Regions from separate parts of the Homo sapiens genome. Here region 1 is linked to region 2. The links are chromatin contacts, found by Hi-C or POLR2A ChIA-PET in ENCODE. All regions are on one chromosome and are shown on one strand. Each heading gives the region's core, a stretch centred on a gene start or an enhancer-like site at or near the end of the contact. The rest is flanking DNA. Distances are from core to core; before and after follow the strand shown.

The links. Hi-C counts contacts between places; a loop is a spot of excess contacts on that map. ChIA-PET counts read pairs that join two places held with the same protein, here RNA polymerase II (POLR2A). Pooled maps may share reads with other maps.
Region 1: a map of endothelial cell of umbilical vein shows a loop between it and region 2 (2.4-fold over the local background). The contact joins two enhancer-like sites. A Hi-C loop is called at or near these places in 8 of 168 maps with a recorded cell type or tissue (IMR-90, PC-3, ascending aorta and 5 more) and 14 of 50 pooled maps. POLR2A ChIA-PET finds 5 or more read pairs at or near these places in 4 of 52 experiments (A549, AG04450, BJ and 1 more).

The regions. Positions count from the first base shown.
Region 1 is chr2:109,170,954-109,176,846 of GRCh38, forward strand. The region is part of intron 1 of SH3RF3 (SH3 domain containing ring finger 3); the gene reads left to right. It also overlaps a transcript of RANBP2 not described here. Among named protein-coding and RNA genes, the nearest start is that of MIR4265, 32 kb to the left of the region's middle. Within about 2 kb of position 2,503, at least 22 of the 41 ENCODE cell types and tissues checked have a DNase peak (open chromatin) inside an H3K27ac peak, as active enhancers do; they include ascending aorta and endothelial cell of umbilical vein, where a contact is called at or near this core.
Region 2 is chr2:109,330,962-109,336,621 of GRCh38, forward strand. The region is part of intron 1 of SH3RF3 (SH3 domain containing ring finger 3); the gene reads left to right. It also overlaps a transcript of RANBP2 not described here. Among named protein-coding and RNA genes, the nearest start is that of MIR4266, 20 kb to the left of the region's middle. Within about 2 kb of position 1,675, at least 13 of the 41 ENCODE cell types and tissues checked have a DNase peak (open chromatin) inside an H3K27ac peak, as active enhancers do; they include ascending aorta and endothelial cell of umbilical vein, where a contact is called at or near this core.

The DNA of each region.
Region 1 (5,893 bases), core at 1,253-3,752, 160 kb before region 2:
TGCTGAGGCACAGAGGCACACAGGGCGCTCCCCACAGGAACCAAGCCCGGGAGGCACACCTGCATGCCAGGTGCTGGGGGCTGGGGGAGTCTGTGTCCTGGTTTGGTTCATGGGCATCCTGGTTTTATGTAGCTCACTTGCTGTGTGACTTATCTCTTCCTCAGTAATCTGCAGCACCTAGATCATTCAGGTTTTGTTTTGTTTTATATATATGTACATTTTTTGGTTTATTTATGTATATAAAGTACATACATCACCAAATATAACCATATTATGGCTGTATTTGCTTACATGTATTTGGTTGTTTTGGTTATATATGTAGAGTTGAATGTCCTTTTATTTCCTTGTCATATCTATTTCTTATCTATAGCCTGTTAAGAATTCAAAGTTTTTGTCATCTCTATACAAAATGATGGCTATTTGTTGTTAGTGACTATGAATATTCGGAGAAAATTATCTGCATATTGACTTGAAATACTCTTCCTAACAAAAATGCTTCCCCTCCTGCTCCACGCTTGCCCCCCTACCCCGACCCCTCACTGCTGCTGGGCTCGCGGGTATGGTCAGCGCTGTGGCTTCGCCCGCGGCGGGCCAGGGAAGTGCATTAGAACACGGAGCACAGGGAGCTATTTCCTTCTCGCCGCCCCTGGTCTGTGCAGAGCTGCCTCTGAGACATTTCCTGTGCGGGAATGAATCCAGGGCTCCAGGGCTGTTTAGTCTGGGCCTTTGGGAGTTCGGTGCAGCTAATGCCTTCCAGAGGCCCAGCCCCTGCGCCTGGCGCTGCCCTCCTGGTGCCCACGCTGGCTGGCTCCCTGCCGTGCATCCCGGCCACGCTCACTTGCAGCGGGGAGTGGCTGCCTGCCCCAAGCTGGCCTGTCATCCAGGAATGAAGATGTTCTATTTGTGTTTTATATGGATTCACTTTGAAACTCCCATTCTGTGTTCCCATAAAGGGCATGCATGTGCCGAGCCCAGCCTTGACTCCCTCCTTTCGCTGTGGTGAGCTTGTTTATTTTCAGCGTGATTCTCAGCTGAGTCGCCCGTTTCCCAATAAAAGGCAGGGCCCAGCACTGTGGGCTCCATGAGGGCCTGTTTGGTTGCTTGGTTTGGAGCACGAGGGAAAACTTGATATGCACGTCATTTCCCAGTTCCAGGCAATGACCTGGGGCAGAGCGGGTGGGGAGCAGGTCTCCCGGAGCCATCTGGAATATGCCGATGAGTGAGCTGTGCATTAGCTCTCAGACCAGGGTCCTCTGGCAGCCAGGCCTCTGAGCACAGCGTCTGAAGTATCAGCCGCCACAGGGATCTGTGGGCAACAGCTGCGTGTGGCCTGTGCTGTTTCTCTCCTGACAAGGACCTTGCAAACAGCGTGGAAATGCGCGAGCCAGCGGTCAAACCCCTCTTCACCATGCACGGAGCTCAGCCGTCCTCTCCCTGCTCCTGGAGGTCTTCCTTTTTCTGTGACTGTAACCTAAAAACATTAAAATACGTTTATTGAGATAGCAAACTTTTATCCTCTTGGTGTTTGCAGTGAAAATAGTCCTTAATGGTGTAATTTTCCTTTCTTACCTCCCTCCGCTTGTCCCGTCCTAGCTCTTGTTATTCCAAACAGTGTGGATTATTGGGCTGCACCTGGCCACCCAGGCTGGTGTTTTGAATCAGCAGCATCACCTCTCCGGAGCCCATAGCAGGAAGCAATTGTTTGGGATCTGATACTGCTGGGCTCTCATTTTCCTTGTCTTAGAAATGGGGACACATGTCTGCCCATGTTGAGCTCTGGCAGGGATGCTGGACTTTTTGTCCTAGCTAAGAAACCAAACTGCATGTGGGTTACGGAAGTGGTCTAAGTTTCCCAGTGCCAGCACGAAGCCTCGACTGGTGAGTATTGTAGAAGAGCACTGCCTTAGCTGAGTCCAGTATTTCTCTTCCAAAATAAACGTGCATGTTCAAAGCAATTGCTTGTCTGTGGGTATAACTGTTGTGTGACTGGTAGCTGTGGGAACACACTGAGTGTCATGTATGACCTTGCGCTTGTCTTCACGCAGATGTCAGTAAGACTTCCAAAGTCTGTGTTGGTCATCCCTGGGTGGTGGGATTTAAGGGAAAATTTTACTTTCTTCTTCATGTTTTCTGATCTATTTAAGTTTCAATAAATGAACATCTTTTTTTAACTCAAATTTTAAAAATTTGTAACTTCTAGGGCTTTGGAATCTTTTTTTCTTCATGGAAATCGAACACAGACTGAGTCATGGTTCTTAGAATTCTGTAATTATCAAGTTGAAAAGAACCTTAAGAATTGTCTGGCTCAGAACCTGGGATTGAGATGAGAGGCTCCTGAGCCTGCACTTGCGTTTTCTCCTCAGACTCTCCTTCCTGTGCTCTGCCCGTTATCAACCGAGCCGTCCCTGCCTGGGTTGTCTATCGTGTGACTGTTTCAGATAAAGGCGGGTTATCTTGGTTTGGAAGAATTCGGATAAATGACATAGTTCTTCATTGCCTCTCCAGTTGACTCTGCCTTACCCACAGGCAGATTTAAGGCTGGGGTTGGCACACTGCCTGCAGGCTATGTATTGTCTGTGGCTGCCTAACAACAGAGCTCTAACAGCAGAGCTGGTGGCTGCGGGGAAGGCCACACAGACCCCGCAGCCTGCAGTGGTTACCGTCTGGCCCTTTCATGGACCCCTGCTGAGACTCATTAGACAGTGGGATGTGAGCAGGAGACCCACGGCAAAGACAGTGAATGTAAGATGGGAAATCCGCTGTCTGGAGGGGCAGTGTCTAGGGGGACCAGGGACTGTGGTAGCCTGCCTGTGGTGTGTGCTGTGAGCTCAGTGTCGGCCCCTGACCAAAGGCATGCGATGGGGCTGGAACACTGCCGTCGTCCTTGGAATTGGATGTTCAGACTCAGCTCTTTTGCTGTTGCTTCATCTGGAATGTTCTCATTAGGAATGTGAAATCCGGTGTGGGCCAATTCTTATGCCCTTTAAAGCAGATGTCGGGTTCAGGCTGTGGGCACTGAGTCCTGAGACTGGCATTGGTGGCGGAAAGCACTGGGCTCAGTCCTTGATTCAGAGAACACACAGCAGTGCGGTTTGGTGGCTGCTCCCACAGTGTCCCCATAGCCTTCCTTGCCTGTGCAGTGGCCCCAGTGGCTTCAGGACAGCAGGGCTGTGCCATAGGGCAGAGCCTCCCAACCAGAGGCTCCAGGATGTTGTGGAGTTCATGAAGGTAGCCATGGATGTCCCTGGCCATTTTACTGTTTCGAAGAGTAAGGTGGACATCACAGTTTTATCTATGACTGGGAAACACAGGCAGAGAGAAGGACTAAGTTGCTTTGTTTTGGCAAGAGGGGAGAGGAACAGACATGTGGGGATGCTTCCTGTGTACCAGACTGGGTGCTGGGTTTTTGACTTCCTTTCATTTTTTTTCTATACCATACCTCATGCAGTTGGCAGCCAATACTCCACAGCTGGGGCGTGGGTGGGACCAGAGTGGTGCCCTGATCAGAGTAGGCACCAGGCCACACTCACTTGGCTGCTGCCAGGCCCAGCCAGGGCAACGGGCAGTCCTGGAATCAAAGCCTGTGGTCTTTCTACAACAACCCATGGTGTCTGGAATTCCCTCCATTGTGGCTATGGTGTTCGTATCTAGGTGGCTGAAGCCTTGCTATGTTTGATAAGGAACAGGAAGATAAATGGTTAATAAATGTAATATATTTGGAAGATGATATTTTCAGGATAGGGCACATGCACTGAGGTGGGAGATTTTAACCCAGCGTCTTTGGAGGAAAAGTTGGAAATGATGCCTTGTGTGGCTCACTCGCTGGAGCCCTGCTGGCAGACCCATGAGGGCAGGGGCTTAGCGTGCAAGCTTCAGGGATAGGATAGCAGGAGCACAGGCAGTTTCTTTCTGCCCCTCTGTCAACATATTTCAGATTCTCTTTTAGGCTTGTCTAGCACTGATGTCATCTAATGGGGAGAGTCCTTGCATTTGCCTTAAATAGGGTATATTTAAAGAGTGATTTATACCTTTTTCCAAAACAATATATTGCCCAACTGTCTTTTGGCTTCCTTGAGTAGCCTTTATTTGAGTCGCACAGCAAAATCCCATATTTAAATGATTTTGAGATGCTGCTAAGAAGTGCATTCATGCCTACTAGTAGTCCTGGTCATTATCAGTCCCACTAAACCGGGACCTAGTCCTGGTCCAGACTAGAAATTGGAGTCCATCATTTCAGAGTCAGTGGTGACGTCAGTTTGGTGCCATGGCCTGTGGTGCTTCCTGTTTTCCTTGCCTGGCACTTGTACTTCATCCTTTCCCCTATTGGCACGCTAATCTTTGCATGGTTTTATCTTGATGAGATGTCTGAGGGGTTTGTATTTCATCCTGCAGCACAGAAACAAAGGTTAGCTCATTGAAAAGCAAACGCTGGTGAATTCAGGCACACTTGGAAATAAATGCAAACTTTTTGGCAGTCGTCTGTGTAACCAGGAAGCTTCACGAGTTGGCAGGTGGTTTCACATCTGTTTGTTCCTTTACTCAACAAGTATTAACTGAGAGCAAACAAGGATGAGCTCATGGCTCCCCTGAATGAGACCAGCACTGTGGCTGCTCAGGTGCAGGAGCTGCAAATCTGAAATCTTAGGTTATTGCTTTGGCTGAAAAGTGCAATCTCAGTGGAAACCTTATTTTTAAGGATCTCCAGAATCAGTAATAGGACACATTTTGGGTTACCTCAACTAAGGGACTTTTCTAGGTAGAGTGTACATAAAAATGAAGTAAGTAACTTTGAACAGTGTAATTGTAATCTATTGGCTTCAAAGAGAGTCTAGAGTAAGGAGTAATTCATCTTTTAACAGCTGTAAGCTGCCATGCCAGTAATAGTTTTTTAAACATGTCTTTTAGTTTTGCATCTTAATTATTTATTGGGTATGCACTAATTAATTTTTTTCCAGGGAGTTCTTTGAATATTTTATAGTAATACTTTATTTTTCTGGATCACTTGTGCTGAAGCAGATCAGAGAGCAAGCAGAAAAGATCCACGTGGTCTAATTGATATTCTGCATGTTATATCCTTGAGACTCTGTCTTCACTGGGGGCCTAGCTCCTTTGGGTTTTGGTCAGCACACTGGAAAGCCTCATTCTGTCCACCTGCATTTCCTGGGTGTCTGCCCTTTACTTGGCCCAGTGCTAAATCTTGAAAATTCAAAGGGTAATAACCAACATACAACCAGTGGGGGAAAAGCAGACTTGTGCAATGATTATTTTGTGATTCTTGAGTCAAGTAGCAATTGTAGAGTTTAATAAAATAGAAAAGGGTACAGAGGAGGAAGCCAATTAATTGAAAGGTTATTTCATTGAGGGCTGGAAGGAGGTGTTTTGAGAGAAGACAGCTGAGCAGCAGTGAGATACTCTGAGAGAACACCATGTGCAATGGAATGCTGTGTTTTTAGGAGCCCAATAGTTGCTCACAATTTCTTGATCAAAAGGCATAGGGGCCAGCCATGATGGCTCATGCCTCTAATCCTAACACTTTGTGGGGCCAAGGTGGGAGGATCACTTCAGTCCAGGGGTTCAAGATCAGCCTTGGCAACATAATGAGACCCTATCCCTACAAAAAATTAAAATAAAAAATTAGCCAGGTGTGGTGGCACATGCCTGTAGTCCCAGCAACCCAGAAGGCTGAGGCAGGAGAATCGCTTGAACCTGGGAGTTTCAGATTTCAGTGAGCTATGATGGTGTCACCGCACTCTAGCCTGGGTCACAGAGCCAGACCCTGTCTCTAAAAAAGAAGGCATAGGGGCATGGAAACAGGAATGGAGGCTGTTCCGCTGGCAGAAGTTAGGCTCAGCCGTGAACTTTATCTTATGTGACACGGCATTGTTGAACAGTT
Region 2 (5,660 bases), core at 425-2,924:
ATAAAGGTTGTGCCATGCATTAGTTCATGGTCTAAGTCCATATAAAAAGCCAGGTGTTTGGAGTTACTGTAGTATCTGTTGACTTTCACCCAAAATCTAAAAAAGACTCCTCAGCTTTTCCTTCCAGCATAGCAGAAGCTCTTCCAAGATGGCCAGGAGATAAACTCAAAAGCGGTTTCATTCTTCCCCATCCTTTACTTTTGGATCTGTTCCCTGGAGCATGGGGAATGCCGGGTGTCTTATTTCTTGAAGCTGAAATTTCCTGATATTGTGTACAGACCCCCACCCGCCTGTCCCGCAGGGCTGGGTGCCAGAGCAAGATTCAGGAATTGGCCATCAAATGAGTTCCTCATTTGCAATCAATTAACAGCCACCTGGCCTGTTTTCCTGCCTCCCTCCTCTCCCCTTCTCTCTCTCCCCTTGTTTTGCATCATGAACTGATTGGAGTGTGAGAACTGGGGCCTTAACCAGGTTTGCAACTTCTCCCTGCCAGGAGCACTTTCTCCCAAAACCTCAGGGCTCCCGCGTCTACTCCTTCAGGCCCTTTCTCACCCTCCTGAATTTAAAATTGCAACCCCCACCGCCTTCCAATCCCCTTCTGGATATATTTTCTCTGGAGTACTTACGGTCTTCACTATACTACGTACTTTTAATAGTTTATTTTGTGTATGTCTCTGTCCCCTTATAAAGTGTATGCTCCCTTAAGGTAGAGATGTTTTTATCTATTTTGTTTCTATTTTCTTTATCTATTTTGTTAGTTCCTAGAACCATGTCTGGCACATATTAGGTGGCCAATAAGTACTTGGTGACTGATTGAATGAATATAATATTAAGATGATTTTTTAAAAGTCTCGTGTTCAGATCTTTGCCAGGGGCACCCTGTCATGCCCCTGGGGTCTCCCCTGAGGAGAGACCTCTCACCAGAGGAGCTGCAGTCCACTGCCTCTCTGGAGGGGTTTGCCTGCACCCTCAGCACCTGGCCGATCCTCCGATGGGTCTTCCTGGTGCTGTGACTGTCTGTGACTAGTCGTGGATGCCGGCTGAGCCTGGGAGCAGCGGTTACCGGAAATCTGTGGCTTTCTGCTTTAGCTAAAGAGAGAAGACTGCATGTGTTTGCCAGTCTTTTGGGTGCTTCTGTTTAGCATAGACATTGGCCAAGGCTGCTGGTAAAGAGCACCAGAGAGGCGCTTTACCCATGAGAGGGAAGCATCTGCGGCCCGGAGCCCTCTGCAAGCTGCCTCATGGGACCCCTAACAGACCTTCTTGCCTCTCTGAGTTCAGGGTAGAAACAACCTGCTGATCCGTCTGTTTCCCTCTGGCACGCCAACTCTCTCCTGAGAGAGCTCCTCCTCCTGATTCTGTGTTCTGAGAGTTGCGCCCAGGGGTGCTGCACTTGCTCCTTCCTTCTCAGCCTGTAGCTCAGCTCTGACACTCCCGCGACTCCCCCAGCACCCCGAGCAGGGTGCAGGTCTTCCTGGACGGGCTTGGGGCTGAGTGCAGCAGAAGCAGCACAAGGCTCCTTTGCTGCCTCTGCCCCTAAGGAGTCCCAGGATGTGTGAGGAACAGAGCTTTCTCCTGTCCCGAGCTCCCCGCAGTTCAGCCCTCTCTGGACTAGACAGTTCTGCATTTCTTAGCTCACTGTGCTGTGCTAAGGAAGCCAGGGCTGCCCCGTGGGTGGAACATCCTCTAATTTGCCAGGCAGGAAAGGATGGGGCGATGAGTCACCCTTCTGAGTGATTCCTGCCGAGCTTCCTACAGAACATATCCAGGAGCAGCCACCCCGCCCCCAGGGTTAGTGTGTGGAGGCACAGGTGCTAGTGTGGGTGGTGAGAAATAGGACTCGGAATCACCCTTTTTAACGTGCACAGTATGTTAATTGTGTCCTCACAAAAGTGTTGAAGTGTTTCTTGCCTTATAGAATAAATGGTCAGAAACCAGTGGATTCCTTTGAGCTGTTTTGATGGGAGGAAATTAACTGTGACAGTGAGACCTTGGTGGTCCCAACATCAGCAGGATGCAGAAGACAGCCTAGCCTGCTGGGTCATGTATTCGTCTTCGGCAGCCTGGGATTGGGAATGCGCGTGAGTGCAGAGCTGCTCACTGCCTGGTGCCCTGCAGCTCCAGTGCTGCCTCAGTGCGTTCCAGGAGAGACCTCAGTTTCCAGCCCTAGCTCAAGTCCCAGGGTTGATCTTGCTCGCGGCAGCACCAGGCCTGCACCTCGGAAAGGCATGATGGACTTACCTGTATCTATCAGGTTCAGGCATTCTCCTGCCTGTAGTTGAGAATTCAAGTTCAGGGTGATTAGTTTCGCCTTTTAAAAGAGCCCTAGCATATCCTTGCTGGATATATTCATTGCTGAAATGCACAAGAAACTGAATGTGATCAATGTAATGTATTGGTTTCAGCATCAGATGTTAAGAAAGTGAATCTGTTGAGATTCTTGCTTTTAAAAACACAAAATAAAACAAGCCTAACCTTAGTCAGTCATCCTGGACTTGAGATCACATTTCACAGTCTACAAAGTGAGGTTTCACGTATAGCATACCCCACCTGTTTGTGTAAGTAAAGTTTTATTGGAACACAATCTCACCCACTAATTTACATGGAATCTCTGGAGCTCTGGCTGCTACAATGGCAGAGTTGAATAGTTACAGCTAACACTGATGGCCTGCAAAGCCACCTTGCTCCACTAGAGACAAAGTTTGCTGACCGCTGGCATAGAAGATAAGAGCACAAATTCTGAAACCAAACTGCTAGAGTTTAAATCCCAGCTCTGCCACGTATTGGCAGCATGACCTTGAACATGTTAATTAACCTCTGTGTGACTTAGTTTCCTCCACTGTAAAATGGAGATAATATGGAGATAATAATATCTCCATTATAATATTAATAATTATAATTATGATGATATAATAATGATATCACCAAAATAATACTTGTCTCCTAAGGTTGCTATGAAGTTCAGAAGAATTAATAATGAGGACATGCTCAGAGTACTTTCTGACAAGTGGTAATGTGTTAAATTTTTAAGGAAGTGGGCAGGTTTCTAAGACTTTAGGAAAGTCCAGTCGCTTCCTCAAATCACAGACAGTTGTGCATTTGAAGATCACCTCAAAACCAGGTTCAGAGGCTCACGCCTATAATCCCAGCGCTTTGGGAGGCCAAAGTGGGAGGACTGTTTGAGCCCACAAGTTCAGCCTGGGCTGTAACATGGTGAGACCCCGTCCCTACAAAAAAATAGAAAAAATTAGCCAGGTGTGGTGGCATGCACCTGTAGTCTCAGCTACTCGAGGGGCTGAGGTGGGAGGATTGCTTGAGCCCAGGAAGTCAAGGCTTCAGTGAGCCATGATCACACCACTCGACTTCAGATTGGGTGACAGTTTTTTTTTTTTCCTTTAAAAAAAAAAAAAAAAAAATCTTAAAAAAAAATAAAGACCACCTCATCATCAGGGTACCTCCCATAGGAAACACAGCCTTGTGGGTGTCTTGGCTTCCTGTTGGTCCAGAACCCTGCGGACTTTCCTCGCAATAAGGGCACAGACTGGCTTGGCTAAAGGAAGGGTGCTAGTGGTGCCAGCCAGCAGGGGAACCCTCACCCGCTCCGGGGATGCCAGGGATGGAGTGAGGCAGCCACAGTGTCCACTGCGCTGATTCCAGCAGGGGATGGCAGCATGGTGACAGGAAGTCACACTTAATAATGCAGACAAGAGGGAAAGGAGACCCACAGACACAGGGAGAAAAAGCTGCAATATGCCTCTTCAACTCATGAGAACAGGAGGCGATGGGCCACAGAGGCTGCTGAAGGAGTTTGTTCCTGCCTCTGTTTTTCTCTCTCCTTCTCCAACTAGAATGTTATGTGCCACTTGCTCCCCTCAGTAGCACTTCCAGGACAGGTGGACTACATATTTGTGGAACCCAGTGTTTTTATTGAGAAGCCTTCTTTTTGCTTTTTAGGCTGGCCTTCCTGGAAAGGTTCTGCTTTTAACTCTTTGCGTGCCTTCCCAGGCCATGCGTCCTGGTGCGAGGCTCTGAGAACGCGATTTATGTCACCGCGTTGGCGACTTACATGTGCTCCCTGATCATTGAAGACACGGTTTTGTCTCTGCCTGGGATCATGGTGGTCATACCACTCCCTGCTTCAAAACCGAACATTTCGTGTTTTCGGAGCAGATTCGTCAGGACGTTTTGCAGCATCCTGGGGTGTTACCTGTTCCTTGCGCCTGATCTAGAGTTCCGAGGCCTACGCACCTCAGAGGAGCAGCTGTGGGGACTGTGGGGCAAGGCCCCTCGCCCGTCCCACACGAGAACGGCTCTTTCTAGCATGTTTTCTCAGGTGTCTCTTTATCCTCTCCCTATGCCTCAAGTTTCCACATTGAAAACTCTCAATGGCGTTTATTTCCTTCTGAGTCTCTGCTGGGCTGTTCCAGCCCTTCCACAGCCCCTACCCTGGGAAGCCCGTACCTCTTCCACACGCCACCTCCTCTCTGCCCCTCAGGGCTGGGACATGCTCGTCGACTAGCCCTCGCTCATCCACGTGTCCCTCAGTTACCTTCTCGATGATGACGTTCTAAGATTTCACCCTATCCCCATCCCAGTGTTCATGTCCCCTCCCCTGGTTTATGTGTCCCCTTAGCACTTAACCACTTTCTGACATTCTCTAGATTTTACTTATTTGTATGTTTTGTTGCTGTCCCCCTGGCTGGAACATAAACTCCACCCGGGTGGGGACCTCTGAGTGTTTTGTTCACTCCCAAACCCCACGCCAGAACCGCACCCCACAAGTAACGGGCACTCATTCCGATTTGCTGACTAACTGCATAAATGTCCTAAAACCACTTCCTACCTTACGCGGCTGTAGAGAGGATAAGAATGAAAGTTAAATAAAGCCTATGAAAATGCTTAGAAAACTTGAAAGCATAAAGTGAATGTGAAAGATGTATTTATGAATGAAGCAGCTCAACAAAAAAAGACACTTGGGGGCTGGGAGTGGGATATGTCGGTGAGACTGATAGCACGATGTTGTCGAGACATTCGGGCTGATTTAAGTGACTGGCAACATCTGGAACCCATCAGGAAAAGCTTTAGCGTAGAAGGCATTCCTCTCCCTACATTTTGAAAATTCAGGCAGGCCTAGTAAGCTCTTTAATATTTTAGGAAGTTCAAAAATATTTAATATCTTAAAGAAAGTCAAAAATACTTACTACTCTGGGAAGTTCAAAAATCACCACGTGCCTAGAAGCTGGCCTGCAGGAGAAGGATTCTCCCTCACTGGGGAAGAGGTGTCATGCTGGGAAGGCTGTCTTGTTCTCTAGACTAGGTAAAATGACAACCAAAGACCCATTTTTACTTTAAAATGAGTTTACAAAGCCACATTAAAGTGTGAAGGCTTCAAGAAGGAATTTCTCACAGATAGAACAGAAAATAACTGGATTGACTCACTAGCATGCAAAATACATTTGGAAGGGAAGCTGCCACCAATAAGTTTCTCCCTTGGGTACAAAGAAATGTCCTGGTGTGCCCACGGCTAGCACGTGCTGAGGACTCGCTGTGAGGCCCCGTGTACCCCGCAGGCTGCTCTTGAAGGAACCAGTTTCCAAGGGAGGAGGATGATGCCAGCCCTGGGCAGTGTTTCCACCACGTTGAGGCAAATGCTCTTTGCA